2 separate regions of the Homo sapiens genome follow, and region 2 is linked to region 1. The links are chromatin loops, found by intact Hi-C in ENCODE. Cell type or tissue: CD4-positive, alpha-beta T cell. All regions are shown on one strand. Links, peaks and the distances in the headings refer to the core of each region. The heading gives the core; the rest is flanking DNA. Region 1 overlaps ZDHHC17 (zDHHC palmitoyltransferase 17). Region 2 overlaps LOC105369844 (a long non-coding RNA gene).

Evidence for each region. A loop is a pair of places that touch in the nucleus more often than their neighbours do. Peaks named below come from ENCODE experiments on the same cell type or tissue, not always from the same donor. Only the 100,000 strongest peaks of a DNase experiment are listed, where the experiment ranks them.
Region 2: a loop joins it to region 1, with 6 times the contacts of the local background. A loop is called at or near these places in 2 of 110 quality-filtered maps.

What each region holds. Positions count from the first base shown.
Region 1 is chr12:76,784,667-76,797,890 of GRCh38, reverse strand. ZDHHC17 (zDHHC palmitoyltransferase 17) reads right to left here. Exons shown (of 17, transcript NM_015336.4): 2 at 354-457. Among named protein-coding and RNA genes, the nearest start is that of ZDHHC17, 27 kb to the right of the region's middle. In CD4-positive, alpha-beta T cell, for the core only: CTCF peaks have their summits at 6,546 and 6,745 (motif pointing right); a DNase peak (open chromatin) is centred at 6,740.
Region 2 is chr12:75,521,892-75,535,115 of GRCh38, reverse strand. It overlaps LOC105369844 (a long non-coding RNA gene), which reads left to right. Exons shown (of 16, transcript XR_007063375.1): 13 at 2,269-2,322; 14 at 3,353-3,497; 15 at 10,152-10,281; 16 at 10,676-10,855. Among named protein-coding and RNA genes, the nearest start is that of KRR1, 17 kb to the right of the region's middle. RefSeq lists enhancers at 11,393-11,893, 11,894-12,394. In CD4-positive, alpha-beta T cell, for the core only: CTCF peaks have their summits at 7,579, 7,781 and 7,987 (motif pointing left); DNase peaks (open chromatin) are centred at 7,975 and 8,295.

The DNA of each region.
Region 1 (13,224 bases), core at 2,724-10,723:
CTCACTGCAACCTCCGCCTCCTGGGTTCAAGCGATTCTCCCGCCTCAGCCTCCCAAATAGCTGGGATTATAGGCATCCACCACCATGCCTGGCTAATTTTTTGTATTTTTAGTAGAGACGGGGTTTCACCATGTCGGCCAGGCTGGTCTCAAACTCCTGACCTCAGGTGATCCACCCTCCTCGGCCTTGCAAAGTACTGAGATTACAGGTGTGAGCCACCGCAACCGGCCCATAAACTAATTTTTTAATTGAGATATACTGATGTTTTTCCCAAAGTAATATGACTGTTATTCAGATTCATATTTCACTTGAAATACACATGCCAAAGAAAACAACTACAACAAAAACCTTACTGTGTAGCCTTGACTATGTCCCATGTGCTGTAATCATCAATATGAGTTTTCCGTCCAAGAGGTTCACCATATCCATGGTTATAATGGCTTTGGGGTTTGATTTCCTGTTAAAAAGAAAATCACACACAGGCAAGAATTGAAAAAAGAGGTACAGAAAATATTTCTATATTTTATAGTAGTGCTTTTGTGTTGTTTGAGAAATGCTAATTACTGAAATAATTAAATTTACCTTATTCTAAAGTCTATACTCTTTTATTTTATTTATTTATTTTTTTGAGATGGAGTCTCACTCTGTCACCCAGGCTGGAGTGCAGTGACGCGATCTCGGCTCCCTACAACCTCTGCCTCCCAGGTTTAAGTGATTCTCCTGTCTAGCCTCCTGAGTAGCTGAGACTATAGGCACGTGCCACCATGCCCAGCTAATTTTTTGCATTTTTAGCTGAGACGGGGTTTCACCATGTTAGCCAGGATGGTCTCCATCTCCTGACCTCGTGATCCGCCCGCCTTGGCCTCCCAAAGTGCTGAGATTACAGGCATAAGCCACCATGCCCGGCCAAGTCTACACTCTTTAGGGAAAAAGCTTGTTCAAAGAGATCTACCCATTTTACACATTCTCAAGCTAAAACAATCTGTAAGATTAGAAACAAGTAACAACTTAGCAACTGAAACTAATCTTCAGCTCCACAGAACTCTCTTACCTCATCATCAGATCAACTCATTCTCTCTGACCAATTTTTCTATTATTCTAGTATGACCCACAGCTCTAACACTCTACTTTAAAACCTTCATCACATGCACTACTCTATTCCTCAGATAAACTCTAAGGCCCTAAAGGAAGGAACCTATGGATATTATTTTTCTATTATTCTCAGATATCACCTTTCCTAAACTTCTTCATGCTCTGAACTACCATTAGATGAATAAGGAATACAGCAGTGCTGATAAAAGGTAAATCTGCTTGAATAGGCCTAAAAATGTTAATATCCTTTTAAAAAGATTTTATATAAAAATCCATATATATAAAATTTAATTTACATAAAAATTTAAATGAGTTTCAAAGAATATTACATCTATTCAAAGTTTACATGCTGTAATTTTCTATTAAAAATACAAAATTTGGTATATATAGTCAATTTCCTCAATATAACATAGCACTAAAATACAATTGTTTCTTTTATATAAAAACTGAAAAACTGAGTTTGTTCAGTTCCAATAACATCTGTTGAAAATGCTGTGTTTCTGATATTTTTGACAAACATATGTGTAAATATAAATAAAAGGATAAATCATAAAAGATTTGGAAAGAAATCCTTAGAACAATATATGCTCTCTTGCCTCTGATAAACCACCTACCACTGATACTTAATCATACCAAGTTGAGAGTATTTTACTAGAGGAAAAAGCTATTTAGCTTACTCTAGCCATTCAAATTTTGTGGAAAGTTCTAAAACTAATTTGTTTGAACCATAAATTTAGAAGACTATCAATCTGAATATTTTCAATGAAAAGGAATTTAAAAGTTTTACACAAGCAAATTCTGCTTAGCATATAATCTTTCAACAAGTAAATGCTTAATTCCTTATGAAAATGCTATAGCCAATGTTAAAATACACTTTAACATTTATAATTATATACCCACATTAGAAGAAAGAAATATACATCATTCTTAAGCCAAGATTCACAATATACTGCAGATAGTTCACTAAATGATTTTTTAAGAGGTTGTTCTCAAACTCCATTAAAATAGAGTAGCTTGAGTAGGTTTAGTATTTTGAGTATACACAATGTTCTGAATAACTGACAAAGCAAGCCAATACATAAGACTTATCCATTTAATTTCTTTAAATCTTTTCTATTTAATTTCTCCACAGAATTCCAGTTTTCAATCTCTCTATGCTCTATATTCAGTGGGGTTAAGGTAAAGTAAAATACTTCTAAGCCAGTAACACTTTCTTATTTCTAAATTTTCTTTTCTGATTCTATTCTCTCCAACCACAAGGAAAATAATTTTTTTAAACTCCAACTTTGACATCTATATGGCTGTAAGATACCTGAAAAAGAATAAAAACTTGATCACATCTTTCAGGGAGAACAGAATAATATACCCAACAAAACATGTATTGAGAGCCTGCTATACATAAAGCTCTCTACAATGTACACTTGGACCCCACCCAGGATAGGGTAAGACATGTGCAACGTTAAAGAGGTTGTCAAAAAACGCAGTAATCAAGATCAACAACAACAAAAACAACAACGTTTTAATGGAATATTTTTAAAACAAAACCAATGCAACAAAACACACACACACACACACACACACCCATGAACCAAACATCAACATTTTAAAACAGAGACAGCATCAGAATCACTAACTCTTCCTTTTGCTTCAGGCTCCACTATAGCTCAGAGCATCACTGTGCATGTATACAAAATATAGCCTGTCATCCTGAAGGACTTCCAATCCAGAATGGAAAGACAAAGTAGAGAAGAAAAATAAGTCAAATATTATAAGCAAGAGCCTTCCAATAATAAGTAAAAACACAGATGAGGGCAACATAATATCCAAAAGGTAATAACATAACTTGAAAAAACTTTGAAAATGTGCTACGGCAAAATGCTATTCTTTTTTACTATGGACAAATACATTGCTTTTACATACCAATAATATTCATAGAATAAAAATAAGTCTCTTTCTGAGGATTACTATCATAAAGTTTTCAAGAAACTTTAATTTTATTTTCATGCCCAGAGACCTCATTTACTGTACATAATGATTAAATTGTATTCTCAGTTTGTTTCACTGACATTGCCAAATGCGAGCTTAAAAATGTTACTGGAAATTAGACTTTTTTTTTCCAGTAACATATTAAAATTAACCTATGTAAGTATCTGTTTTGTGCCTCCGATAAGGTTGTTTTTATTTCCTTAGTAAAAGGTATCTATTTTTTAAAATATGCCTTTAACTAAACATATCTCAAATAATTCTACAGTGGCAGAGTTATACTCACTAAAGAAAAGGTATATATGAAAATCTCCAACCTGCTTTATTACCTAACAAATTTTGTAATAAAGAACTTTATTTCTCACTTTTAAACAGACTGGATACTGGTTTATCTCTAGGACTAGTACCTTGTCAATGTGACAAATGACAACACTCTATCAAGATAATCACAACTATCAATAGGCCTAGGAGTAACAGTTCTAATTATAAAACATATTTTTAACATGTTCATATAAATAAGCATATCTAACATAGATAATAATTTTTAAGCTAAAAATTTGCTATTATATATTAAATATATTTTCAACATACAAATATTTAGTTCATTAAACTCTTTAAAATCCTGTAATTTGGCCGGGTGCAGTGGCTCACGCCTGTAATCTCAGCACTTTGGGAGGCAGAGGCAGGTGGATCACAAGGTCAGGAGGTTGAGACCATCCTGGCTAACACAGTGAAACCCCGTCTCTACTAAAAAATACAAAATTTAGCCCAGCATGGTGGCAGGCGCCTGTAGTCCCAGCTACTCGGGAGGCTGAGGCAGGAGAAAGGCATGAACCCAGGAGGTGGAGCTTGCAGTGAGCCACGATCGCGCCACTGTGCTCCAGCCTGGGCAACAGAGTGAGACTCTGTCTCAAAAAAATAAAATAAAATCCTGTAATTTTTCCTCGATGTTAATGGAAACCAAGAAGCAATTTAATTGCTATTTCTACCAAGAAAAGCAATACTAATTTAAAAATATGTATGTGTGTCATTGTAACTTTTAAGAACGCAGTAATTCCATTAGAAGCAGCTTGGTATAATAGAAAAAAATCCACGACTGAGAGGCTAATGAATAAAAGTCCGCCACTCCCCTACCTAGGGTACACCTAACAAGTCAATTAACTACTATAGGGTACAGATCTCTCCTTCGTAAAACGGGATTTGGATAAAATAAGCAAAAAGTTCCTCTGAGGTGCCTCAAGGTAAAAGTGGAAGAGCTCAGAGATTTCAAACTCCACACACTCATTCCCTTCTTTTGAGGCAGAGCCTCACTCTGTCACCCAGGCTGGAGTGCAGTGGCATGATCTCAGCTCACTGCAACCTCCGCCTCCCAGGTACAAACCATTCTCCTGCCTCAGCTTCCTGAGTAGCTGGGACTACAGGCACACACCACCACACCTGCCTAATTTTTCTATTTTTAGTAGAGACAGGGTTTCACCATGTTGGCCAGGTTGGTCTCAAACTCCTGGCCTGAAGTGATCTACCACTTCGGCCTCCCAAAGTGCTGGGATTACAGGCAGGAGCCACTGCACTCAGCCTCATTCCCGTCTTAAACAAAGCACTTCATTATTTGTTTTTAGATACTGGGTATTAAAAACTTTAAGCAAATTAAATTTAGCAGAGTTTATCTGAGCAAAGGACAACTCACGAATCTGACAACACTAATAACCAAAAGAGGTTCAGCAAGCTCAGCTTCAGAGCATGAGCAGAGGGTTTCAACAGGCTGAACTTGGAAGCAAAGCAATTACTTGATCAGCCATAGCTAGCTAGGCATTTGCCTTATTTGATCATGATCCAGTAAAAGGTCCCAAGTTAGAGGTCAGTTGGTGATTTCTAACTGATAATGTCTCTAGTTAGACTTAAGTTTGATGTCACTGTTTTCATTGAATTGGGTTTGGGTTTGCTTATGTAGGAACCCCAGGACATGCAGCTTTATACAAGATTTCTTCAATTAAAGGTTTAGCTGCTTTCTAAAAAAAAAGTTCTGAAACTTCTAGATTAGACATTCTCCAAGTTCTAAGGGGAACATAAAATGATTTCATATATTTTTTTAAAATTATAGTCACTTGGAAGATTCTTAACATTATCTAGTTGACAGTCAGAAGGTTTTTTTGTTTGTTTTAATAGTCCTGGCTTTGAAGAGAACTGGAAGGAGAGAAATTACCTCCAAAATCTGCTACTATAGGTAGCAGATAGTAGACAGGAATAGTAGACAGGAATGGGAAGAGCTGGGATAAGCTGAGCTGCGATAAACACTGCAGCAAAGAGAAATCAACATGACAAGACTCAATCTTATACAGCAGGTATAGGGCAAATACTAGTTTATATGCCAATGAGAGATGCCATAATACATGTTTATTTGCATACCTTGATGGGATTATATAACCAATCAACTATTCGCCAAGTGTCTATGTGCAAACTAGTTAACTTTTTAAAATGCTAGACCTATTGTGGTATAAGTGTAATCCGTCTTTGTCCCAGGTTCACGGCACAAGGCTCCTAAAATGCTTAAAATTTCTGAGTGATAGGACTGTTTTTTGTCATTCATTAAAGGTCCCTTTTGACTACACCAGAGTTTATGCCAATGAAGTGACCTGGAGTGGAGCCTATATAGCATAAACTCAGGAGGGGGCTGGTGACTAGAATGACCAAGTGATTAGAGAGCTGGAATTTTCAACTCTTCTTACTGACCTCCAGAAAGGAGAATGAGGTGCTGAATATTAAGTTCTATAAAACCTCCTGAAACAACATTTGACGAGTTTCTGGATTGGTGGAGACATTAAGGTTCTGAGAGGGTAGTATGCCTGGAGAGAGCATGGAAACCACACTCCCCTACTCAGACCTCCTCCCATACATCTCTTTCATCTGGCTGTTCCTGAGTTGTATCCTTTATAATAAACTGAAAAATGTAAGTAAAGTGTTTCCCTGTGTTCTGTGAGCAACTTATGCAAATTATCAAATCTGAGGAGGGAGTCATGGGAACCCAATTTATAGCCAGTCAGTCCAGAAATACTGGAGGCCTGATTTGTGACTGGCATCTGAAGTGGGGACTTCAGTCTTGTGGGACTGAGCCCTTGACTTGTTGCGTCTATGCTAATCCCAGATGTATAGTATAGTATACTAAGTATAGTGAGTTCAGGAATATTGTGAAAGAAGGGTAATGGAAGGGACTTGCCCTTCAAATTTAATTCTATTAAATTTATGGTATTTTGGGTCTCTACGGGTACTTGATTCATTTCTAAATTCTACCTAATACTAACGAACCTTCTTAAAACAAAATAAAACAAAAAGCATACGTATAAAGCTCCTTTTAAAAAAAATTATTTCACCCCAAATTACATTTGCAAAATAAAGGCATTTTGTTACAGCCATAGAAATAGGCAAAAAAAATTTGGCAACAAAGGAAAACCTGAGGTAGTGATTTCTTCTAAATTCTAGGCATATCATAAGGATCTTTAAAGGAATGCTTATTGTTCATAATAAAAAGAGGGCATAAGCATAAAAATATATAACCAAGTGAATAACAAAATGGCAAGAAAAACCAGTTTCCCCTATAAAATCATAAAATAACTTTTTAAAAATGTAATTAGTTAACATTGCCAGCAGATGGCACTATACTCAAGACAGACTCTTACAACCTACCTGAAACACCATGTTTTCTCGGCTTTTATTTTTAATTGACACAATAATTGTACATATTTATGGGATACAGAGTGATATTTCAATACAGGTATACAATGTACAATGACCAAAACAGGATAATTAGCATATCTATCACCTCAAACATTGATCATTTCTTTGTGTTGAGAACATTAAAAATCTGTGTTTGTATATTTGAAAATATACAATAAATTGTTAGTCAGTCTGTAATACTATAGAACACTAGGACTTATTCCTCCTAACTAGCTGTACTTTTATATCCCTTAACCAACCTTTAACTATCTCCTTCCTCCTCTTTCCTGCCTCTAGTAACCACTATTCTACTCCCTACTTCTGAGATTAACTTCTTTAGCTTCCATGTATGGGTGAGAACATGAGGTATTTAACTTTGTGATGAACTGTCTTTCAGGAAAGACTGAACAAAACTGATTTAGGAAAACATTTGGGAAAATATTCATCAACCTTAGCTCCCTTAAATAACAGTTTTCACTTCATTTCCTTCTAGCATTAATCCCTATCTATACATGTATTTGTAACAATATATGTATCGTATTGTATGCAGTGTATTATAATGTCTTTCCACAGACATTTGATGAATGAATATTTATTTATTTAGAGACAGAGTCTCGCTCTGTCACCCAGGCTGAAGTGCAGTGGTATGATCTTGGCTTGCTGCAACCTCCACCTCCTGGGTTCAACTGATTCTCCTGCCTCAGTCTCCAGGGTAGCTGGGACTACAGATGCGTGCCACTAAGCCCAGCTAATTTTTGTATTTTTAGTAGAGACGGGGTTTCACCATGTTGGCCAGGCTGGTCTCAAACTCCTGACCTCAAGTGATCCACCCACCTCGGCCTCCCAAAGTGATGGGATTACAGGTGTGCTCCACCGTGCCCAGCCTGATGAACATTTAAGTAAATGCCTATATGCATATGTTTCTCTCCTCTTCCTATCTCTTTAAAAAAAAGCTTCATTTTTTATAAGAGGTCTAGATTTACAAAAACAATGTCAAGAGAGTAGTTCTCATATTCCCCATGCTGTTTCCCCTATTAACAACAGCTAACAGTATGATACATTACCTTTAAAGAACCAATATTGATACACTATTATTAACTAAGCCCATACTTTGTGCAGAGTTCATTAGTTTTTGTCCAATGTTCTTTTTGTTCCAGGATCCCATCCAGGATACTACCTTACATGTCGTTATCATGGCTCCCTAGGCTACTCTTGGCTGTGACACTTCTCAGACTTCCCTTGTTTTTGATGACCTTGACAGTTTTGAGAATAACTAGTCAGGTATTTTGTAGTATGACCCTCAACTGGGATTTCTTTGACGTTTTTCTCATTACTAGACTCAAGTTATGTATTTTAAAGGGCAACTATTGTTTTTAATCTAACCTTATTTTTTTTTTCGGATTTCTTTCAACACTCCTTTACAATCTTTATTTCCCCAAATGTTTATGTATTTTTATATAGTCTATAATCATAGTACTCACACCCTTAATATTCTTTCCTTTTACATTTCTTTATGCCATTACACATAGTTTTTGTAAGTATTCCTTTCAACCACAGTTAGTCACTCTGCATATACCAATATATACCACTGCATATACCAATATATCAAAATGTTCTGAAACATTTCCCAGTTGCTGAACATTTTTAGGTTATTCTTACATGTCCTAACTGAACTGAGATTGTGTATTTTAGGCTTTCCTCTTCTCTGTCTTCCCCTAACATTCTCTTCACCATTAGACTTTAAGCTATGACAGGGTGGGAATCCTATCTTAATCATTTGTGTATGTCCAGTGCTTAGGACAGAGCCTAGCACAAATAATACTGGTCTCCTTAAATGAAATGAAAGAATAAATGGATGGATTCTTCCTCACTACTGAAAAATATTTTCTTTAACTCATTTAATATTTCTTCATTTTAACTGGGGTAAACTCCTAGAGACGGATTCTTAAAGAGTATGAATATTTTTATGGTTCTTGACATGGTATCTAAATTGTTTTGCAAAAGAATTATAATCCAAACAGCAATACATGATTAACTATTTCTCCATAAACTCACTGGCACTGGGTGTTATTTTTAAATTCTCCACTATTTAAAGAGTAAGAAAGACTTGCTGGGCACGGTGGCTCATGCCTATAATCCCAGCACTTTGGGAGGCCAAGGCAGGCGGATCACCTGAGGTCGGGAGCTTGAGACCAGCCTGACCAACATGGAGAAAACCCCGTCTCTACTAAAAATACAAAATTAGCTGGGCGTGGTGGTGCATGTCTGTAATCCCAGCCACTCGACAGGCTGAGGCAGGAGAATCGCTTGAACCCGGGAGGCAGAGGTTGCAGTGAACAGAGATCATGCCACTGCACTCCAGCCTGGACAACAAGAGCGAAACTCTGCTCAAAAAAAAAAAAAAAAAAAAAAAAAATTGCGATTCCAACTTAAATATATTTTCCTATCCTAGTTCATCTTTTGGGAATTACCTGTTCATATCTTTTGGTCATTTTATTGTACTTGACTCCTGAAATCTGCTTAATATATTTGTATTACACTTTTATATATAGATTAATCTTTTTCATACTGATCTAAAGACTTCCATGTTTAGAACTGTTCATTTATGCTTTCAATATAATTCAGAGATTATACCCTTTATAGTCACATGTATTAATCTTTTCCTTGTGCTTTTTTGGTTTTCATTTTTATATTTCAATACTGCTACAATTATTAGTGCTATTCATGAAATATTTTCAGTTCTCTTCTCAGGTACAAAGTTGAACTGTACACCCTTGGCCCTTTGAAAGATAAGTGTGTCCAAGTGATTGACCATGTGATCTTAACCAATGGAATATGAATAAAAAGGATCTGTTGCTTTCAGAGAACAAGTTTAAGAGCCAACATGCAATTCCCCAGTCTCTCTTTCCATCTGCCAAGGAGACTGGCAATCTTCTAGAGAGTAGAGATAATCACTGGATAGAAAACCTACTATCCCACCCACAATGTATGTGTAGCATAACTACTAACATTTTTTTAAGGGACAGGGTCTCACTATGTTGCCCAGGCTAGAGTACAGTGGCTATGCACAGACGTGATCATCACCACTACAGCCTGGAACTCCTGGGCTCAAGCAATCCTCCTGTCTCAGCCTCCTGAGTAGTTGGTAGTACAGGTGCACACAACCACACTCAGCTAAGCCACTGAAATTTAGGGTTGTTACTGCAGCAAAACATAGCTTATCCGGACTAATATGATTCTGAGAGTTGTTTAGTTTGGTAAGTAGTGTGTAAATGGATCTATATAAATCATTTTCATTGTATTTTGGAGCTGGTTATAACTAGTATATGGTTTTACTACTAATGTTCACAGATTTATCTTATATCCAGCCACAATGTTAAAATATCATCTCTGATTTTAGATACCTTTGAATACTGTAAGAATACCATCAACTCTCCTGCGCGCGCACACACACACAAGAGACAGAGAGAGAGAGAGAGAGAGAGAGGGAGAGACAGAGTGTGTGTTTTCACTCTATGGCCGATGGCATTGGCAAAAACATCAAATGCAATATTGGAAAAGTAAAATGAGAATACTTCCTTATTTCCTATTATTTTTCCTCCATTTTTTAATAGTCAATGTATTTAGTGTTTCTTCATCATAAAGCTGTTCAATCATCCTTATTCAAATATATTCCAGGGAATGCATAACACTGTATATGGATAAAAATGCCCACTTGATTGGGCATAAAAATGCCAACAGGCTGTTACATTATAGAATATGGCCAATTTAATATTTCATTGGAGATTCTCGATTTCATCCTGTAAAGATTATGACCAGTATTATTTTTATGTATCTCCTAGTTGATGATAATATTATGAAAGTGACCTTCACTCTTCCCCTTGACCTCCCTTCTCTACCACAGGCCAACTGTTCTTATCAGCAGCCCACACTCAAGTCGTGGTGACATTTCCATTAGGGCCCAAAAAACTAGGGCAGACATAAAACGACTCTGGAAAATTTCAAGGAAGAAGTACCTTCAAGTATTTTAAGTTGTTTTATTTTGGTTTTTTAAATGTTTGCATCAAGTGCACATGTAAATTATCTAAATGTAATTACCAAAATGTAATTTGAATGGCAAAGATACGTAACTGAAAATCCTAAGAAGTATTGTAAACTATCTCTTAGGAGAAGTGCAAAAACCCCATCTTCGACTGAGAATAAGTAAAGACATTTAGGCATCTAGTTCAGCAGGCAACGGAGATCAATCAGGGAGTTTTGAGGAAGGAAGTAACAGAATTAGATATGCAATTTTAGAAGATCATCTAAAGATTTTTTTTTCCTTTCCACCATCCCCAAAATTTATACTTCCACCTTTCCTGTGCTATTTACTAGAAGGCATTTCTAACTATCAAAATGTCCAAGCTAGAAAAATTCAGCTGGGTGCAGTGGTGCATACCTATAATCCCCACAACTCATGAGGCTGATGGGGAAGGACCACATGCGGCCAGGAGTTTGAGACCAGCCTGAGGAACATAGTGAGACTGTCTCTAAAAATAAAAATTAAAAAGGCCAGGCACAGTGACTCATGCCTGTAATCCCAGCACTTTGGGAGGCCGAGGCGGGTGGACTGCTTGAGTTCAGGAGTTCAAGACCAGTGTGACCAACATGGTAAAACCCCATCTCTACTAAAATACAAAAATTAGCCAGGCATGGTGGCAGGTGCCTGCCATCCCAGCTACTCAGGGGGCTGAGGCAGGAGATTCACTTCAACCCAGATCGTGCCACTGCACTACAGCCTGGACGACAGAGCAAGACTCTGTCTCAAAAATAAATAAAAATAAAAATAAAAAAAATTAGCCAGGCTTAATGGCACACACCTGTAATCCCAGCAACTCAGGAGGTTGTGGTGGGAGGATCACTTGAGCCTACAGTAAACTGTGATCACACCACTGCACTCCTGGGCAACAGAGCAAGATCCCATCTCTTTAAAAAAAAAAAAAGAAAGAAAGAAAAGAAAGAAAAAGAAAACTAATTCCCCCTTGATTCTTTATCCCACAGCTTCAAATATTCACCAAGTCGCAATGCTTCTTTTCTCAAAATAAATCCGTCCCTTCCTCTGTATTAATATTATCACAAATGGTCTACCCATATTACTGTCCCTATCACTCCCTTACTTAAAATCCTTAAAATCATACATATAAGGGTAAAGAGAGGACATTTCGGCAATCATACAAAATCCTTCATGAAGTGGTCCCAGTTTGCTTTTTCCAGCTTTAGTATCCACCATTCCCTTCTACACATCCTACACATTTACGTACACCAGCCATTCCAAGAAGTCATGTACTTTTAAAAACCTCAGTATCTTTGTGCTCATGTTAGCTATTCTACTTAGAAGACACATCCCATCTCAGGCTCAGGCAAACCTTTAGAAATCACAATTCAATTCACAATTCAAGAGTCACCATAGCCTTCCCTGTCCCAGGCAATTAAATGACCTATTATGTGTGCCCATGCTATGCAAATAAATTATTACAGATGACTAAGGATGGTGAACAATAATTTTTTCAAGTTTACGATGGGTTTATCAGGACATAACCACCATCATAAGTAGAAAAGTATCTGGACTCACAATGGTTCAACTTATAATTTTTAACTTTATGATGGATTTAACAGACTATTAAATGCATTTCTGACTAATGAGTTTACTGGGATGTGGTCCCATCGTAAGGTGACGAGTATGAGGGGACTTCAAAAAGTTTGCAAAAAAAATGGAATCAAAAGATTAAAAATATAAACTTCACTTCTCAACATAAGCCCCATCAAGTTCAAGACACTTTTGTAAATGATGATATCATCTAGTCCAACCCTAAAAAACTGAAGGTCCTGGCAATTTAACCAAGTTAATGCAATATTTTTCATATTATTACCTGAAAAAAATGGGTGCCCTTTAAAGATGTTTTAAGATTAGGGAACAAAAAGAAGTTAGAAGGAGCCAATTCAGAACTGTAAGGTGGAAGTCTAATGATTTCCCATTGAAACTCACAAAACTGTCCTTGTTTGATGAGAGAAATTAGCAGGAGCATTGTCATAGTAGAGAAGGACTCTCTGTTAAAGCTTTCCCAGGCATTTTTCTCTGCTAAAGCTTTGGCTAGCCTTCTCATAATAAGCAGATGTTGTCATTCTTTGGCATTCCAGAAAGTCAACGAGCAAAATGCCTTAAGCATCCAAAATTCTGTTACCACAACCTTTACTCCTGAATTTTTGCTTTTGCTTTGAGTAGACCACTGGTAGCCATTGCTTTGACTGTGCTTTGTCTTCAGGATCGTACTAGTAAAGACATGTTCATCTCCTGTTACAATTCTTCAAATAAATGCTTCAGGATCTTGATTAAAAACTCTGCTCCTGTCTGCAGCCAATATGTATGCAAGGGTTTTGGCACCCATCTCGTGGAAAGTT
Region 2 (13,224 bases), core at 3,237-11,236, 1.3 Mb after region 1:
GAAAACAAGAGAAGGGTTGGAAAAGGTATTGAAAGAGCCATACTACAGCATCTACTACAGAAGTCATTTGCATCTTTACTTCAGAAACCATGGAAAACATAAGCAGGTTTCTATTTCTCTGTTTATGTGACTCTTCCCCTTATTTTGGTGATGAAAGGCTAACAAGAATAATTTGGGGGTTTTGTTTATCTACTTGATTACTTAAGGGAGAAAAATGAGAGGATACAACCTTCTGAGACAGCACTTTTAGGGCACGTGACAGCTCACTATGAATCAGAAGTGAATAGTACCCCTACCCAGCTTGGTACGCACACAGAAAAGGGGCATTTGTGAAACAGATGGTAAGACCCTACAGGATTCCACAAGGACTTTCTTCGTAGTGTATTTCCAGTAGAGGTCAGTGAGCATCCCAGGTTTCTAAAATTAAGCTTCACTGCTGGCACTCTAGGGATGGTCAAAGACATAACCATTGTCTGCACTTAGTCATTAACAAGTCCTCAAATTATTCTTGCAGAGAATATGCCATTGGAATATGCTTTTGGGATTGGGAAGATTTGAAAAGGATTCCAGCACCTTATCACTGAAAGGGACTTTAGAAATCATTTATTCCAATTCCTCTTACTTTTATCCAAGGAAACCAAAGCCCAGGAAATTAAGTCATTTGCACTGGGATACCCAGATGAGGATCACTTTGGTGTCCTTTTCTACCAGTTGGAAGAAGTAAGGACATTCCTATAACAGGTTTCCATAGCACTATGTGCGTCCCATATGTAATACTTGACCGCAAACATGTGTTTAGCGCTGCTTTTTAGTTTACTGTAGTTTAGTGTCTCCCTTCACGTCTACACTGCAAGTTCATATGCAGGTTAGGAACAACATCTGTCTCATTAAATGCAGTATTTGTAGGGCCCAGTACACTTTGGGGAACAGAGAAGGCACTTGATATATTTTTATGGAATAAATAAAAGACTAGATGGTTCAAGAGATGCTAGCCAACATCGGATAGAGGTTGTAATTTTTATTTCAAATTACCAGCATCTCTAAGGCAATTGTTATTTAGGTCATCTGCAGAAATTGGGTGAACAGCCAATACTACATTCCACTAAGAGAACATTTTTCTACCTGCGCCGTTCCTGACCCCCTCATCACCCACTTTCCCAGGACTAAGGATCATTTAAGCCCCCGCTGTGTGTGAATCTGTGAGTGAAGGCAAATAAAGATATTTTCAGTAACATATTCCACTATCTGGGAAGACATTGGTTACCTGACAGTGATATAAACCCAGTAATTCTGGGTGGGGATTGAACCAAACATATGCTTTTAAGTTGAGAGCTAAAGAAAGTGTAACAGTATCTGTCATAATAAATCCCAAGGAATCTTCATTGAGCTGTTTAGAGTGGTATGGAATGTGTAACCAGTTTTCATATTCTCCACCTTGTACCCTATATCCAGCTGGAGTTCAACGATAAAAACACTTTTTTAAATTTTTGGCATATCTTTAGGATCTGCTGTTTATCTTATGTTTTTATCAGCTTACTTCTGTGGGGTAGTCTCAGTGTTTGCAAGGTTACAGTGATAATTTTCTATCTAATTTTATTCCAAATAGAGTTGCTATTTGGATGGCTGGGGGCTAGAGCATGCCCTCAGATTGCCTGGTCAGAAAGGAATGCAAGTAGTTGGAAATCTTTCAGTTATTTGTTATCCAAGGTAACAATGCATTTTAGAAGGAGGAATCACTTGTTGTTGCTATTTCTAAATCTATTTATAAACTTTTATGTTCGCTGAAGGACGAGACACCCTAGAATTAGGACTGATATAGATTTAGAAAGATCAGATGGTTATTTAAGACCTTTTGAGAGCAGATAAGGCTCTCCCTAGAAGTTAAAAAAGAAGAGGTTTGACTCTTAAAGGCTATAATTTCTACCACTTAAAGGGATTATTATATAAACTGAATATTAGCATTATATTTTCTGTTAAATTACAGTCTAAACAAATGGCTTTTGATGTTAAGCTGATTGTCCTAACCAAAATATTATCTTATTATTATTCATTTTTAAACACTGGTGCATCCCAACCACTATATGTTCCCATTTTGCCAAATAAATCTTATGCTCTAAAATTATAATTATAATTAAAATTATATCTCATTGAATTTTGTTGAATTCTATATCAATAATTCCTCATCTACTTAGTCCACAAATATGTGACAAACATAAAAAATGGCAAAAACTCTTAATTTATGTGATTTTTTTCCTTTCTCTACCCTAGTACCTTTCACTGAAGACAAATTTATTGTAAAATTTCTACTGGGATTCATTGTAGGTAAGGACATTTAACTTATTAATATCATGGGACTTTTCAATGAGTTTTTCATGAACAGGCATTGTAAGATTAGCTCTTCTGGCATTAGACCTTTAGGTCATAAAATACATCAAGTTTGCTGTTTCTTTCCTCTGTCCTCCTGCCTCATTTCCACTAATAAACTTCAACCACCACATAATTATTTTAAAACTAATATTATTAAGTTTTCAAAGTGGTGACTCTTGATAAGTTATCATAGATGCTTAGACATTGCCAGTTATTGTTGGCCAACTAAGAAATTTGTCTTAGAAGAAAGCAAAGTTTAAAAAGTCAGTATTTAAGTAAAAATATATTCAAATTGAATTCTAGCAGTAATGATCTTCACTTTTCCCAGATTTTATCTAAAGGCAAATAACCTCTATGAGGGAAGGATTGCATTTGCAGGCACATATATATATGTGTGTGTGTGTACATATATATGTGTGTATATATATATATATATATATACACACATATATATACACGTGTGTGTATATACATGTATATATATGTAGGCGTATATATACACATCTGTAGGCATATATACACATGTGCATATATATACATACATATGTACATACACATATATGTATGCCTACAAATGATTGAAATTAATTAAAATACATAATACAAATATAACTAATATATATACATATACATGTATATATGTATACATTATACACACACACACACACACACACACACACACACACACAGTGTTGCCAGCATTAGCTGTCAATGGCTATGTGTCTATTCTAATTTATCAAGAGTCACCATTTCGGAAACTTAATATTAATTTTAAAGTAACAATGTAGTGGTTGAGAGTAATTAAGTAACTTGACCAAGATCACACTGCTAGTAGGTTGCAGAGCTGGGTTTCAAATGTAGACACTGGTCTCTTAATCTGACATTCACTTATTTAACAAATATTTATTAAGCATGTACTATGGGCAGGATATTGTGTGAGAGGATAAATAAACGAAGAAATTAAGACAGAATTTCCTCTTTCAAGGAAATCATTGCTAATTTCAAAAGAATGTGGAAGGGTCTCAACAGAACATTCATGGGATATCACAGAGAACCATGCTATGTATGCAAAAGAAGAGTGGTCTTTCTAATTCTCTTATGAAAAATGCCCTTTCTTCAGAAGAAATTAAGTAAGTGAAGCCTTCCAGAAATGTAGGACTGTAAAATATCTAGTTCCTTGATTCTCTTAATTCAAACTTATTTTCATTTGAAGAAATAACTTCAACTTCTATTTTAGATTCAGGAGCTACATCTACAGGTTTGTTAGCTGGGTATATTTTGTGATGCAGAGATTTGGGATATTATTGATCCCATCACCTAGGTACTGAAAATAGTACCCAGTAGTTAAGTTTTTCAACCCTTTTGCCCTCCCCTTTCTAGTAGTCTCGAGTGTCCATTGTTGCCATCTTTATGTCCATTAGTACCCAATGTTTAGCTCCTACTGTAAGTGAGAACATGTGGTATTTGGTTTTCTTTTCCTTCATTAATATGCTTGGGGTAATGGCCCCCAGCTGCATCTGTGTTGCTGCCAAGGACAAAATTTTGTTCTGTTTTATGACTGCATAGTATTCCATGGCATGTATGTACCACATTTCATTAACCTATCTACCCTTGCAACTAAAACAAAAATTGACAAGTGAGACCTAATTAAACTAAAGAGCTTCTGTACAGCAAAAGAAACTATGAACGGAGTAAACACACAACCTACAGAATGGGATAAAATGTTCATAAAGGTCTAATATCCAGAATCTATGAGGAACTTAAACAATTTAACAAGCAAAAACAAATAACCCCATTCAAAAGTGGGCAAAAGGCATGAAGAGACACTTCTCAAAAGAAGATATACAAGTGGCCAACAAACATATGAAAAAATGCTCAACATCACTAATCATCAGAGAAATGCAAATCAAGGCCACAATGAGATACTATCTCATATCAGTCAGACTGGCTATTATCATTATTATTATTATTATTATTTTGAGATGGAGTTTCACTCTTGTCACCCAGGCTGGAGTGCAATGGTGCGATCTCCACTCACTGCAACCTCTCCCTCCCAGCTCCAAGCGACTCTCCTGCCTCAGCCTCCCGAGTAGCTGGGATTACAGGTGCCCACCACCAGGCCTGGCTAATTTTTTTTGTATTTTTTTCTGTAGAGACAGGGTTTCGCCATGTTTGCCAGGCTGGTCTTGAACTCCTGGCCTCAAGTGATCTGCCTGCCTTGGCCTCCCAAAGTCCTGGGATTACAAACGTGAACCATCGCACCTGGCCTCAGCTGGCTATTATTAAAAAGTCAAAAAACAAATGATGCTGGTGAGGCTATGGAGAAAAGGGGACACTTATACACTGCTGGTGGCAATGTGAATTAGTTCAGTCACTACGGAAAGCAGTTCAGAGATTTCTCAAAGAACTTAGAACTGCCATTTGAGCCAGCAATTCCATTAGTCAAAGGAAAATAAATTGTTCTACCAAAAAGACATATGCACTCATATGTTCATCAGAGTGCTATTCACAATAGTGAAGGCATTGAATCAACCAAGGTGCCCATCAAACTCATTTTCTTTGAGTACATCAATGGCTGTGTCTTAGGAATGGTGTTAATAGACTGCATGTGGACCAGCAAAGTACCTGTACCACCAATGCTAGCACATTCCATTTTTACTTCCCTAAAAAGCTAATAAGGTAGGGGAAAAAAATCTACCCCACCAGATCAGTTTCAGTGTTAACAAAGCTAAGACTCAAAGCACAAAATGGGAAAGCCCTGCCCACACCATGAATTGTGTTTACTCATACCCAGAAACTGCTAATTAGGTTACAGATAATTAAACTGTATTACAATCTCGGGATGAACATTTTCTTTATTTTTTTCTGTTTGTTAGTTTATTGCTAATGCATTGTGGGGAACCCTTAGAAAGACTCTGATAATGCTATCACATTACCCTTCCCCAGATTAATTGCATTATCACCAACTGAAATTATCTTTTTGCTTTGGTTGTTATTCGTCTTCCCCAATTAGGATATAAGCACTATGAGATCAGGGACATTATCCATCTCACTTAGCCCTACAGATGTTCCTTAACTTATGATGGGGTTGTGTCCTGATAAACCCATCATAAGTTAGAAAATATAATCTAAATTGAAAATGTACTTAATATACCTAACCTATAGAACATCAGAACTTAGCCTAGCCTATCTTAAATGTGCTCAGACACTGATATTAGCCTGCAGCTGGGAAAAATCATCTAACACAAAGCCTATGTTATAATAAAGTGTTTGATATCTCATGCAATTTATTGAATACTGTACTGAAAGTGAAAAACATGATGGCTCTCCAATTTATGAAGGTTATGATGTAAGTCCAACCATCGTAAGTTGGAGACTGTGTGTGTATAATCCATATGTCTGATGTATAGTAAGCAATATATTTATTCAACAAATATTTGAGCATGAATGCCTGAGTGAACAAAGAAAAGATAACTGCTCTATCTTAATCAGACTTTTATAAAACTAAAATTTGTATCCTCTAAAAGGCAACTATCCTCTCAATTGTATCAAACTCTTACTGTTTTTCCCTTATTTCATTTCTCTGAAGAAATCCTCTACTTCATTTAGCAAAGAGAGAATATCAAGAGATATATGACCCTATTTTAAATGTTGATAGGTGTCTCAAATATCTATTGCTATATAAGAAACATGCCAGCACACAATGGCTTAAAAACAATCTGGACTGAACAGTTCTTTTGCTCCACATGGTATCTACTGAAGCTGAAATGTCTAAGATTGCTTCTTCACTCACATTCAGAACCTCAGTTGGGATGACTGGAATATCCGAGAGCTGGTCAGGCCTGTTTCTGTCCCTCTTTCCACATGGCTAGCTTGGGCTTTCTCATAGTGAGATGGGCTCAGGGTATTTGAACTTCTTATCCTGCATCATTCTTCCAAGATAGAGGAAGCAGAAGCTGCCAGTCTTTCTAAAGGCTGGACCTAGAATTAGCAGAGTCATAGCCACAGTATTCTCTCGATCTAAACAAGTCACAGGGCCAGGCCAGATTCAAGGGGCTCCTCACTCTCTTAGTGTGAGGAGTAACATGCATATCAACAAGGAAGGAAGCTATCAGTGGTGGCTATCTTTGGAGATTATATGCCACAATAATGAGGTGGCTCTTCTCGAACTGCCTGCCTGTCTGTCTTAGAAATGCTGTAACTCTGTCCCAGTCTGTGCCAAGCAGAGATGATGAACAAAGCAGTGTGTGAAGTAGGCTGCTATTGCACCCTCTTTGCGTCTGACTTGATGTGGCTGACATATTGACATTATTTTATTGCTTTGGTGTGGCAACAGCTCCAGCTAAGCCACCACTGCCAGACACTTGCCCATCTGTCCTAAAATATGACTAATTACCATTATAATGATTCTTCAGCTTTATTAAACTTCTGTCTTCTGCAAAATCAAATGAGATTCATGAAGACTTTTTCATTAATCATCACAGCATCCCTGCTGAGAGCTTAAAAGAGGTAGGTGTATTCTTATTTTAGAAATGAAGAAGGTGCAACAAAATGAAGCTCTAGGAAGGTTAACCAGTATCACAAAGCTGGTCTGCTAGAATGAAGGAAAGAGGCAATATGTGTGTGTGTGTGTGTGTGTGTGAGAGAGAGAGAGAGAGAGAGAGAATTTTTCTGGGAAAAAGGGAAGGAGAGTCATCAATTTTTTTCTTTTCTGTTCCAATGTTATATGGCAATCATTTAAATGTCTCAACATACTAAAAGTTTCCAGAAGCAACAAACTTCTGGTATAATCAGAGGCTATGAGCTGTGCCCTAAGAAAAATATTGCAAAGAGATTTAACGTCTATCAGAATCAAATTTGTTTTCCTTCTTTCTAGCTACGTGTCCTTGGACAAGACACTGACCCTCATGCATTGATAGGCGTAAGTTTCAAAGCTTCATTAGATAGATTAAATGAAAAGACATGTAGCACATGTGTATAATAAGTTGTTCATAATAGGTACCCAATAAATGGCAATGGTTGTTATCATAAATTTTGTGATCTTAGGAATTTTAACATGCTAGTTGAAATAAAAAAGATAAAGCCTTCTTTATTTGTACCTAGTGACTTTCAGAAATAGCAGCATTAATTAATAGTTAACTGATTGGCACAATAGGGTGACTATAGTCAATAATAACTTAACTGTACATTTTAAAACAACTTAAATAGTGTAATTGGATTGTTTGGAACTCAAAGGATAAATGCCTGAGGGAATGGATACCCCATTCTCCATGATGTGCTTATTTCATATTGCATGCCTGTATCAAAACATCTCATGTACCCCATAAATATATAAACCTATGTATAGATGTATACACATAGGTGTATATATATATATACATAGATGTATGGTGTACAGGTGTATATCACAAAAATTTAAAAAAATTTAAAAATAGCTGGTTTGTATGTTATTAACTGCAGCTGAGTTTTTACGTTAAGATCTAGCCTGTGTGAACTTGAACAAGTAAGTTAATGTCTGTGGGCATTTGTATACTCATCTGTAAGGCAACAGAGCAGATGGTCTCTAAGAATGTTTGCATCGGACATCTGAGTTGTATGGAAATAGAAAAAGCCATTATTTGTGACCATTTGCCCTCTAGTGGCAAGAACCAGGGAAAACTATTTCTACTGAGAAAAAATTTCATGTCTGTATCCCCACCAAAACCTGATATATTGATAAATTCTTAGATTTGCTTCAATATTGTGTTAGTTATGTTTGTCTGTGTAAAAATTATCCCCCAAATTAGCAACTTAAACATTTACACAGTGTCTGAGGGTCAGGAATTTGTGAGCAGCTCAGCTGGGAGCTTGCAGCTCAAGGTCTCCCAGGAGGCTGCAATTAGGTCGGGCTGCAGCCATCAGACAGCTTGACTAAACTACATGAGCTGCCTCCAAGTTCTCTCATGTGGCTGTTGACAGGTTTCAGTTCCTTACCACAGGGACCTCTCCACAGGGCTGCTCACAACACGACAGCTGGCTTTCCCCAGAATGAGTGATCCCAGAGAGACAGAGAGAGAGAAAGAGCTAGAGAGAGAATGCAACAAAGATGGAAGGCACAATGTCTTTTATAAACAAATTTCAAAAGTTATTTACTGTGGTAGAATGAACTAGCATTACATGGATTCGAGATGAATATATCTAAAAACAATATATTCCACATAAAAAGCAAGTTTCATAAGTACATGCACATTATATATATAATTTTGTATATATATAATATACCTATACATTATATGAATGTAACTAATGTAAAATAGTTATATAATAATTACATACATGTTTATTAAGTATAATGTACAATGTGTCATATAAAATATGAAAAGCCTACTTTATCTTGTTTAAAGATTGTATGTGTGTGTGTGTGTGTGTGTAGTAGCCATAAAAACAAAAATATGCATGGAACTGATAAATACTGATAAAACTAAACATAAGTGGTCACCTGGGACTTTTGATATAACTCTTCAGAAAAAGAAGCTCTTCTTCTGTTAAGAATGTACATCCTAGAATTGCTGATAGACACAGAAGGGGGACAGAGAGAAAGAGAGAGAGAACATGTCAGTGATTGAGGGAGGGCATTACTGTCTTGATGACACTGTTGAGTTCCTAGATGCAGTATCCAGGTTATGGGACTATAAATCCTCTTTTTTACATAAGTTACTTTGAGTTTCTATGACTTTCCGTCAAAGGAGTCTTGAGAAGTATAGTTCTATGCAACTATTTAATCATACTGAAATCATAATTGTAGAAGAAGGCATATGCTTATTTATTAAAGGTAAAGAGTGCTTCCATCCCCTCTACCTCCCCTGGGCAACTCTAAGAGCAGGACACTCTAGTGCTTAAAAGATCAGATTCAGGCTTCTGAGACACTCCTCTCATGTTGCTTTAAGGCAAGGCCCCCTAAACTGGTAGCCTGATCCTCTAGGGATTCTATGGAAGAGTGCTATTATGTCTATGCAAACATGTGCTCTTCTGGGGAAAGAGTCTGTATTTCATCACATAGTAAAGGGAATGGTAAACAAAAAGAGGTTAAAATCACTGTTGGATGATAAAAAGTATTATGTTAAAGCCTGCATTTACACACCTCCCAGTGTCAGGTAGCTAGACTTTTTAATTAGAGAATTTGAAATTATGAAGTAGCAATGCCACCATCTTATTAACATCATGAAATCATTTTTAAAAATATAAATGTATTAAATGTTTAAAATATTTCACTTAAAAAGTTCATTTTATTATGGGCCATCTGCAGTTACTGCCACCTAAAGGATGGGAAAGGCATATAGCTTCAACAAATGACTAAAGATTTGCTTTCCAGAAAAGTTCAAGTGTTCTTTCAGTGTTATGTTTACAAATAAAAGACTGTCGTTTGCTTTTTCTATTAGCATAAAATAATTCTCAGTAGTATCAATACATTTCACATGCCACTGATTAAATCCTGAATATTCATGCATGCAATAAAAAGCCTTCCGTTGCTATGGTGGAACCTAATACCATGGAATGTATTCCAGCTTCCTTTAGGGGGAAGAACGTTCAAACTGAAAATTATATCAAAGCTGGTCCTTATCAATGAGAACAATCACAAAGAGAAAGAGGGAAGATTGCATGTAAATTATAGGAGAGGCTAGATTCCCAATGAAAATATGAATGTTTTATTGGCTTGGGGCCTGAAGAGACTAATATTCAAGCCGTAATGAGTGTCTTTCAACCCAAAGGGTCCACTGTATGTACAAATCCCAGTGTTTTTTCAGGTCATGAGGCAACAGAATTCCACAATGATATGGTTGAGGAAAATGGAGACCTGTCCACAGAGGAGCCCAGCATCATAATGAACAGCCATCTGGAATCTTTGGCTTTGGTACCAAACTAATACTGCCCTAGGTAGGTTAAATTTAAAAAAAAAAAAAAAAAGGTGGGGGAAATAACTCTGCTTTCATGGCATGCTTGGTTAGGCACTTACTGGCCCTTTAAAGTAGAATAACAGCAACTCAGAATACCTTTAGGCCAGAGCGTCTTATCCTTGGCACTATTGATATTTTGGGTTCAATAATTCTTTCTTGTTGGGGGGCTGCAAATTCTCAGGGCCTACTATACTACTATAAAGTGAGAGTGGGGCCACCCCTCCATGTGATTCTGAGGCTGGTTAAAGTTTGAAAAACAGTAATCTAACCCAACTCTCTCATTTTACAATAAAAGAAACCAGTTGGTTAAGTCTTATCTAAGATTAAATGTCTGGTTAGAGTCAAAACAGTACATTATACCTTATTCTCCACAGAATTTGCGAAGTGTGGCCTTGGAGAAAGAGGTGGGTATCCTGCAAAGATGTTTCACCCAGGCACCAACTACATGAAACATCCTGCTGCACAGCAGAAAGCATTTCAAGACTTGCTGAATATGTTTCGTAAATCTTGTCTCTGTCCTAGATTCCCAGGGTTCTTGGGTTACATGCAGAACAATTCACTTTTATCAACACTTTATTTTTCTAAAGATAGGTTAATAATATAATAATTTTATGACTGATAATGTATAATTAGTTTACAGCTAGGGTACATTTTTTGTGTGTGCTTGACTAGATACCTATTTCATCATGAAATCACTTGGAGTTAGAAGAGGGCTTACTTTTACAGCCACAGGTATCATTACTGTTATTGAGTTGTTAGATATACTGATTTAGAATTTTAAACTTTTCCATGAAGTTGACTGGAATGAAAAGCAGCTAATGTATGTTAGAAAATAAAAATGTGGCTATGCAACCATAAAAAAGAATGAGATTACGAATTTTGAGGGAACATGGATGGAGCTGGAGGCTCCATCCTCCAGCTCCATCTGTTTTCTGTTCCTGCATTAGCAAACTAACACAGCAACAGAAAAACAAATACTGCATGTTCTCACTTGTAAGTGGGAGCTAAATAATGAGAACTCATATAAAGAAGGGAACAACAGACACTGGGGCCTACTCGAGGGTGGAGGGTGGGAGGAGAGAAGCAGCAAAAATAACTATATTGGGTACTAGGTTTAGTATCTGGGTGATGAAATAATCTGTACAACAAACCCCCGTGACAGGAGTTTATCTATATAACAAGTCAGCATATGTATCCCTGAACCTAAAATAAGATTTAAAAAAAAGAAAATAGGGAGTATAGCCAAGATGGCCGATTGGGAACAGCTCCAGTCTACAGATCCCAGCGTGAGCGATGCAGAAGACGAATGATTTCTGCATTTCCAACTGAGGTACCAGGTTCATCTCATGGGGGATTGTCAGACAGTGGGTGCAGGACAGTGGGTGCAGCGCACCAAGCATGAGCTGAAGCAGGGCGAGGCATTGCTTCACCCAGGAAGTGCAAGGGGTCAGGGAATTCCTTTTCCTGGCCAAAGAAAGGGGTGACGGACGGCACCTGGAAAATTGGGTCACTCCCACCCTAATACTGCGCTTTTCCGACAGTCTTAGCAGACGGCACACCAGGAGATTAGATCCCGAGTCTGGCTCGGAGGGTCCTACGCCCACAGAGCCTCACTCATTGCTAGCACAGCAGTCTGGAATCAAACTGCAAGGTGGCAGCAAGGCTGGGGGAGGGGTGCCCACCATTGCTGAGGCTTGAATAGGTAAACAAAGCAGCCAGGAAGCTCGAACTGGGTGGATCCCACCTCAGCTCAAGGAGGCCTGCCTGCCTCTGTAGACTCCACCTCTGGGGACGGGGCATAGCCAAACAAAAGGCAGCAGAAACCTCTGCAGACTTAAATGTCCCTGTCTGACAGCTTTGAAGAGAGTAGTGGTTCTCCCAGCACGCAGCTGGAGATCTGAGATCAGACAGACTGCCTCCTCAAGTGGGTCACTGACCCCCGAGTACCCTAACTGGGAAGCACCCCCCAGTGGGAGCAGACTGACACCCCACACGGCTGGGTACTCCTCTGAGACAAAACTTCTAGAGGAACGATCAGGCAGCAACATTTGCTGTTCACCAATATTCACTGTTCTGCAGCATCCGCTGCTGATACCCAGGCAAACAGGGTCTGGAGTGCACCTCCAGCAAACTCCAACAGACCTGCAGCTGAGGGTCCTGACTGTTAGAAGGAAAACTAACAAACAGAAAGGACATCCACACCAAAACCCCATCTGTATGTCACCATGATCAAAGACAAAAGGTAGATAAAACTGCAAAGATGGGAAAAAACAGAGCAGAAAAACTGAAAATTCTAAAAATCAGAGTGTGTCTCCTCCTCCAAAGGAATGCAGCTCCTCACCAGCAATGGAACAAAGCAGGACGGAGAATGACTTTGACAAGTTGAGAGAAGAAGGCTTCAGATGGTCAAACTTCTCTGAGCTAAAGGAGGAAGTTTGAACCCATGGCAAAGAAGTTAAAAACCTTGAAAAAAGATTAGACGAATGGCTAACTAGAATAACCAATGCAGAGAAGTCCTTAAAGGACCTGATGGAGTGGAAAACCACGGCATGAGAGCTATGTGATGAATGCACAAGCCTCAGTAGCCGATTCGATCAACTGGAAGAAAGGGTATCAGTGATGGATGATCAAATGAATGAAATGAAGTGAGAAGAGAAGTTTAGAGAAAAAATAATAAAAAGAAATGAACAAAGCCTCCAAGAAATATGGGACCATGTGAAAAGACCAAATCTACGTCTGATTGGTGTGCCTGAAAGTGACGGGGAGAATGGAACCAAGTTGGAAAACACTCTGCAGGATATTTTCCAGGAGAACTTCCCCAATCTAGCAAGGCAGGCCAACATTCAGATTCAGGAAATACAGAGAATGCCACAAAGATACTCCTCAAGAAGAGCAACTCCAAGACACATAATTGTCAGATTCA